2 separate regions of the Homo sapiens genome follow, and region 2 is linked to region 1. A link is an interaction called in ENCODE POLR2A ChIA-PET data of the cell type or tissue named here. Cell type or tissue: B cell. All regions are shown on one strand.

Region 1 (4,000 bases):
TGAATAATGTTGCTGTGAACATGGGTGTATAAATATCTGTTTGAGGCCTTGCTTTCACTTCTTTTGAGTATATACCCAGAAGTAGAATTGCAGATCATATGGTAATTCTATTTTTAATTTTTTGCAAAACTGCAATTCCATTTTCTGTAGCCACTGGACCACTTCTCATTCCCAACAGCAGTGTACAAGGGTTCCAATTTCTCCACATCCTCATCTCTTTTTTTTTTTTTTTTAATAATAGCTATCCCAGTGATGTGAAGTGGGATCTCATTGTGGTTTTGATATGCATTTCCCTAATCTCTAGTAATATTGACCATCCCTTCATTAGCTTATTGGTAATATGGCCTTATATTTTTCAAGATTTTTTTTCTGGAGTTGTCTAACCAAGATTAGCCATATCTTTTTGAAAAGCAACTTATTGCATAAAATTAAGTTAACCTATTCTTTCTTTCTTTCTTTTTTTTTTTTTTTTTTTTTTTTGAGACAGAGTCTTGCTCTGCTGCCAGGCTGGAGTGCAGTGGCGTGATCTCGGCTCACTGCAACCTTCGGCTCACTGCAACCTCCGCCTCCTGGGTTCAAGCAATTCTTCTGCCTCAGCCCCACGAGTAGCTGGGATTACAGGCATGCGCCACCACGCCCAGCTAATTTTTGTATTTTTAGTAGTGACGGGGTTTCACCATGTTGGCCAGGATGGTCTCTATCTCTTGACCTCGTGATCCGCCCACCTCAGCCTCCCTAAGAGCGGCAATTACAGGCATGAGCCACCATGCCTGGCCAAATTAACCTATTCTTAAAGTTTTATTGCTGCAGTGACCCTTAGAGATCATCAGAATTCTTAATCTGAAATCCATCATTGGTTTCAGAGTCCATGAACAGCCTGCATTAAAGCGAAATTCTATCAGATTCTCAGAAGGGTCAGTGACTCCCCAAAAACGTAAGAATTGATCCAGCCCAAAGTCATCAAACTGTTAAGAATCATTGTCTTTTTAGGTCACATTAAGGTAGTTTTTTAATCACTACTTTATGCCTTTCTGTATTTTCCAAACTATTTTAAATAAACATGCATAGGGCATGTGTTGTTGTTGTTGTTGTTGTTTTTAATTAAGTAAATGCTGTTTTAGAACCTGAAAAAATAAAGTCCATCTTTCTTGAACCTCCATAAAAAACAAATCTAAAAACCAAGAAGAAATGAAATGGATATGATACGTTCTTAAAATTGCCAGCCTTCTCTTATGGTCACAGCATTTCCAAGTATATTCCTGCCCTATAAAAAGAATAGTCAGGCTCTGCAACTACAAAAAAAGTGGTGTTTACCATTGAATCCATTTCAGCTGAATTCATTGCAATAAAATATTTGCATTTGAGTTTTTTATAATGAGCTTTTACTATAAAGAGAATGTGCAGGTTCTATAGCTAGAAAAGAGATACTTACCATTGAATCCATTTCAGCTAAATTTCATTAAAGGAAAATATTTGCATTTGAGTTCTTTATAATGAGATTTTACTGCTTTTCTTATAATATCTCCACATAGTACTTTCTATAACGATTGTTTTAATTTTAAAACTTTGATCACTTAATATTAAAAGCCACCAGAAAGAATTTTTATTAAGTAACTATCTTGGATAGATGATATATACCTATATTCAGTTTATCACCCTAAAAAAAAGGTAGGAAACCTTTAATATTTTGTAGCGCTTCCTAGGACATCTTACCTATTTAAAGTTTATTGTCAAATCTCCTTATCTCCTTCGGTCTTTTTGGCTAGGTTTAAGAATAATTGAAGTAGGTTGGAAGTTTCTCTACCATTTATTATACTTGGGCCTCCATCTTCTCTTCCATTAGACTGGAACTACATGGTCCTGTCTGGCTAACCAGCTTTGACATTTCTTTGATCTATATATCTGCTAACTGTAATGTTTATACTGTGAAAATTTATATTTATTTTATAAGTACATTTTTAATTTATACCAGTTTTTTAAATTCCTGTTTTTCCTTTTGTAGCTGTATGCAGGAGCTATTCTTGAAGTTTGTGGATGAAAATTGGGAAGGTTCCCTCAAGTCCAAGGTATATAAAATTTACTCCAGTAAACTGTTCAGTCATTTAAAATCAACATTTTATGTGAATCGTTTTCACTATATATTCCCAGGAATAAGAATTTTTAGGATTATACTTTCTTAACAATATATGCTTTTTTTTCAATTTGTTTTCATGGAAGTGGTTTGTTAAAGTAATTGGTGAATGCTATGTTACTTTAAAAAAAACACAATATATGAAATTTAGAGGCCAGGCGTGGTGGGTCACACTCAGCTCATGCCTGTAATCCCAGCACTTTGGGAGGCCAAGGTGGGTGGATCACGAGGTCAGGAGTTCGAGACCAGCCTGGCCAAGATGGTGAAACCCCATCTCTACTAAAAATACAAAAATTAGCTGGGCGCGGTGGCGGGTGCCTATAATCCCAGCTACTCGGGAGGCGGAGGCGGGAGAATCACTTGAACCCGGGAGGCAGAGGTTGCAGTGAGCCGAGATCACGCCACTGCACTCCAGCCTGGGCGACAGAACGAGACTCTGTCTCAAAAAAAAAAAAAAGAAATTCAGATTTAAAATACAACACATGAAGGGGTTATTTTCTTAAAAGAAGAGCCTTTCCTTTGCCGGGTGGGAATTTTGCAGGAGCCTTTCCAAGATGTAAGTGTAATTTCTTTAAGTAGCACACCGCTGTAGTTTATTTTAAATGTGAATTGATTTATGTGGAACAATTGCATTAAGAGTAGACCTGTACAAAATAACAAATCACCAAGGAAAGAAGTAATTGCCAAAGAATTTGAAATACAAAAGAGAGAAAGTCATATGTATATATCTTCACAGGGAATTTTGGGTAAACATGTTAAAGGATAATTGTGAAGGTATATTCTTTGGGTTGACATCCAATAGTAATGAGGAGCTTTGCATTGCCAAGAAAGGCTTGAACTAAGGCTTTTGTCTTGCATGTCACTTTGAAAATCAGTTTTATGAAACTGAACTTGTCTGAAGGTAATAACGCTTTCTCTCTTTTTTTTAACTGAAATACATAAGTATTCAATTTACATACCTCATTCTACCTCGATTTTTGCTGACATTCCCGTGATTTCTTGCCTTATTTAGTTAATGGCAAGAGAATTTTTTGGATTTAATATTTTATAACATTGCCTGTATTAGCACATGCTTTTTATTGCTGACCTAGAATTGTTTATAATAAAATATTGATCATTTGGCACAGAAATGTAATATAGTAGTTTGACTTGGGATACTTAATGAGGCCCAAAGCAGATACATATCTAATCAAAAACAGTCTTTGTTAGAATAACACATTCTGATGTAGCAAAGAAGATATTTACTTTTGCTTGGGAAAAAAATTTCTTACTCTGATTTATTTATTTATTTATTTTGCCTCAAACACTTAAACTCAGAATTGTACCACAGTTGTTTTGGCTTTTTTATATCCATTCTCTGAATGATAGTGTGAGCATTCTTATTTCTAGAAAGTTTTAGCAATTGATTTTTAGCTGCATTGATTATTTATACTTACTTGTTTTATTAAAAACAACATTTTATAACTTAGATTTTCATGAGAATCAAGAGTAGCTTAGATACTGTGATTGGCCTTCCTAGTTATGATATCAGATTTTATTATCTACCGTAATATATATTTCTTATGTAAATTATCAAACCTTGGGTATATATATCATACTGTCTTTTCCTTTTGAAAACAATTGAATTTTAATGCTTTGTGTAAATATTTAATTATCTACTTGCTTAAAATAAAAATTATTAATTCCATAATGTGTAACTGTATTTAATATTGTTATGTATAATACCAGTATTTTCTGAGCCCGTGAAAAGTTGTTATAATTGTGATAAAACCATTATTAAATTCCCACCCTCAGAATTTCCATCTTAAAGATATTCTGAAATAGAACATGGAGAGTTGTTGATTTATACAGTAATTACAAATACCAAAC
Region 2 (4,000 bases), 160 kb before region 1:
GCAGATAAGAAGATGAAAGACGTTTGTCATTAGAGAAAATAAAAGGAAAACTACAATGAGATAACACAAAAATTTGTAAGAATGGCTAAAACTGAAGACCGGTCATACCGAGACTTGTCAAGAATGTGGAGTAACTGGAATTCTCATGAACTGCTGGTGGGAATATAAAATGAGACAACCATTATGGAAAACAGTTGGACAATTTCTTAAAAAGTTAAACATATAGGCTGGGCGCAGTGGCTTGTGCCTGTAATCCCAGCACTTTGGGAGGCCAAGGCAGGTGGATCACCTGCGGTCAGGAGTTCGAGACCAGCCTGGACAATATGGTGAAAGCCCGTCTCTACTAAAAATACAAAAATCAGCTGGGCGTGGTGGGTGCCTATAATCCCAGCTACTTGGGAGGCGGAGTCAGGAGAATTGCTTGAACCCAGGAGGCGGAGGTTGCAGTGAGCCAAGATCGCACCATTGCACTCTAGCCTGGGCAACAGAGCTACACTCCATCTCAAAAATAAATAAAATCGACATGCACAGCTTTTTACATCTAGAACCTGCCGGTCTTTCAGGCCTAACTGGGGTTCATTCTGTTGATCTGATGCATTCGTTTCTTCTCCTTGACTTTGTACTTCAGCCCAGTCCAACAGAACTGGAGGTTTCCTTTTCCGCCATAGTTTGTCCATTATCAACAGATACCTGATGTCATCTTTAAAAAGCTTGGTAAAAAGTTTAACTGGATTATATCCAGTTGATTTAGCCCATTCCTTAGTGGAAATACGTTTAATGTCACCTTCTTTATTAGAATGTTCTAGCTCTGGCTTTGGCTTCTGTTGGTTCCCAGGCAGCTTCAGGGTCAGCTCTGTCAGGAGATACTTCTTAAGTACTTTGCCCAAAAGATGCAATGTATAGGTTCTGAAGGTGTGTTACAAATTGTACAGTCAGGAGAGGTTCTCTGGGTTGGCTTAGGATGACATTCGTAACACTTGGTCACACCCTCTTTGATAGTAGTTACTTGTCCAAGATACCCAGCAGTTCCACTTTCAATAAGAGGAACAACAGCTGCCAGGCACACTCTATTAACACGGTTTTGGGCAGCTCTGTTATCTAAAGCATTCATAACCAATATAAACTGTCAAAAATATGCCACATTATAGTCAGGGTTCATGATGCTGTCATGGTAGGCAACCATATTAGCTTTCAGGTAAAACTGCAGTGCACTTTCCCTGGCAACCTGTGCCTTTGATCTTCCAACATGTTTCTTTTGAAACAAAAACTGTTGAGGTTGCTGACATCAATAGTAACCAGATCAATCAGGTCGACGTGGGAGAAGCCGGTGAGCACAAGGTTCTTAAGGAGCTCACAGCACTGAGACTCTGAGAGTTCATTTAGCAGAAAAGGGGGATGGAGCTGAGCTCACATGGGATAAGGATGACCCATATGCAATGGATTTTGTTACCTCTGCTACAAACCTCAGGATGCATATTTTCAGTATGAATATGAAGAGTAGATTTGATATCAAATCAGTGGCAGGGAATATTATTCCTGCTATTGCTACTACTAATGCAGTGATTGCTGGGTTGACAGTATTGGAAAGATTGAAGATCTTATCAGGAAAAATAGACCACTGCAGAACAATTGTTTTGAATAAACAAGCAAATCCAAGAAAGAAGTTTCTTGTGCCTTGTGCACTGGATCCTCCCAACCCCAATTGTTACATATGTGCCAGCAAGCCAGGTGACTGTACGGCTGAATGTCCATAAAGTGACTGTTCTCACCTTACGAGACAAGGTAGTGAAACAAAAATTTGCTATGGTAGCACCAGATGTCCAAATTGAAGATGGGAAAGGAACAATCCTAATATCTTCTGAAAAGGGAGAGACAGAAGCTAATAATCACAAGAAGTTGTCAGAATTTGGAATGAGAAATTGCAGCTGGCTTCAAGCAGATTACTTCCTCCAGGACTATACTTTATTGATCAACATCCTTCATAGTGAAGACCTAGGAAAGGATGTTGAATTTGAAGTGTTGGTGATGCCCCAGAAAAAGTGGGGCCAAAACAAGCTGAAGATGCTGCCAAAAGCATAACCAATGGCAGTAATGATGGAGGTCAGCCTTCCACCTCCACAGCTCAAGAGCAAGATGATGTTCTCACAGTTGATTCGGATGAAGAAGATTCTTCAAAGAATGCTGACGTCAGTGAAGAAGAGAGAAGCCGCAAGAGGAAATCAGACGAGAAAGAGAATCTCAGTGCAAAGAGGTCACGTATAGAACAGAAGGAAGAGCTGGATGATGTCATAGCATTAGATTGAACAGAAATGCCTCTAAACAGAGCCCTCTTACTACTTAGTTTATCTAGGCAGAACCAGATTATTTGTTATGTCCTTTGTTCCAAAGGGGAAAAAATGGACACCAGTGACTTGAAAATGATTCTGCTCCCTCTGAAAGCATTCATTTTGCTAGAACTGTTAGACACACTGCAGTATGCTATACTGAAAGTAGGAATATAGCTTTAAAAACCCTTTGAACAAAGTATGTGCATAACCAGTCATGAGATAAAACAACACAATGCATGTTGCCTTTTTAATGTAAATACCCTTAGGTATCATTAACAGTTTCAAAATATTGTGGTTAAGTTGATACCTGGTTATAAATATCATGCCTTTATTTTTGGCTAGAAAAATTAATTTTAGCCTAGCTCTAACCATTTTCATACTCTGACTGAAACAGATTCAAAGAAGTATCAAATGCTATGTATTGAAACTTGTTTTTAAATGTTAAATGGCACTATGTATATTAATGTAAAACAATGTTAATTTACTCACGTTTTCAGTTTGTACTGCCTGGTATGTCTGTGTATGAAGCCAATTTTTGTGTATTGTTATAGTTTCAGGTTATTTATAGTTGATGTTTTGTAAAACTCAATGGCTATACTTATGGACCAAATAAATGGCATCTGCATTCTTGTTACAAAATTAAATAAATAAATAAATAGTAATGGTGTCAACTAGAAAGCTAAGAACTGGTAGAGCTGTAATGTCCAAAAATGTCGGTACTGTTACTGCTATTTATTTAATGATTTTTATTTTCCTATTTTCTAGATCTACATAACAAAAATAATGCCGCATTTCAAAATTATGTGACTAAATAGTGCTAGTATTTACTACCACAGACCCTTTCTCCTCCCCAGTGTCTTGGCCTGCTGAACTGAATATAGATTATCAAAGATTTGTTGTGAGCCTAACATTTCAATGGTTATATAAATTTTACAGCATTTTACCTTACTTGCTCTGAGACTTCAAATACAAAAGCATTTTTCTAAATTTTCTAAAATAAACATTACTATTATAATCCAAAGAAAATTTATTCTCACAAAATATGGTACAAATATAGTCACCCAACTAAATATTAAATATTTATTTCTATACATATATTTCATAGCTTCCTGTATATATTTATTGATAAATACTAAAGCTGATATATGGAAAGGCTTGATATATTTAGTAAGGTCATGTTTCAGAAGCATTGTTAATGCACATAAGACATATACATCCATATTTTCCAACAAGAAAGATGTTATTTCGGTTCCAAACAACCACACTTAAGGCAGGGTGCAGACATACATAGAATATAAGACAGGACTGTAACAATAAAGTCTTCAGTTACTTTTCACTTCTGGCTACATGAATATAGTAAACAAGATACCTCCAGCAGTTGATTCTTGGGGATAAAAAATCCAATTACTATCTTGCTTTACAATAAATTTAGAATAAAATGTTTTGTTGATTATTAAATCAGGTAAAGCATAAGGTACTTTAAACTGATTATTTGGTCTCATAAAATGATTCAATCTAAAGGCTTAATTTAGAGCCACCTACAAAATGATCCTGTATTCTACATTGTTAATCTTAAAAGTTTAATAGTTCTTAAACTTACATAATTTATTATTTTTTACCCAGAATAATCAATGTAGGACTAATTCTGATGAAATAAATCTAGATTATTTCCC

The links. Peaks named below come from ENCODE experiments on the same cell type or tissue, not always from the same donor. Only the 100,000 strongest peaks of a DNase experiment are listed, where the experiment ranks them.
Region 2: POLR2A ChIA-PET joins it to region 1 with 8 read pairs; 2 of 35 experiments call an interaction of 5 or more read pairs at or near these places.

What each region holds. Positions count from the first base shown.
Region 1 is chr1:86,878,728-86,882,727 of GRCh38, reverse strand. It overlaps SELENOF (selenoprotein F), which reads left to right. Exons shown (of 5, transcript NM_004261.5): 3 at 2,003-2,066. Among named protein-coding and RNA genes, the nearest start is that of SELENOF, 33 kb to the left of the region's middle. In B cell, no CTCF peak of the experiment used is centred here; no DNase peak of the experiment used is centred here.
Region 2 is chr1:87,043,233-87,047,232 of GRCh38, reverse strand. The region is part of intron 1 of HS2ST1 (heparan sulfate 2-O-sulfotransferase 1); the gene reads right to left. It also overlaps the pseudogene LOC100421465 and the pseudogene LOC100421468. Among named protein-coding and RNA genes, the nearest start is that of LINC01140, 85 kb to the left of the region's middle. RefSeq lists an enhancer at 2,097-2,196. In B cell, no CTCF peak of the experiment used is centred here; DNase peaks (open chromatin) are centred at 1,042 and 2,202; H3K27ac peaks cover 1,092 bases.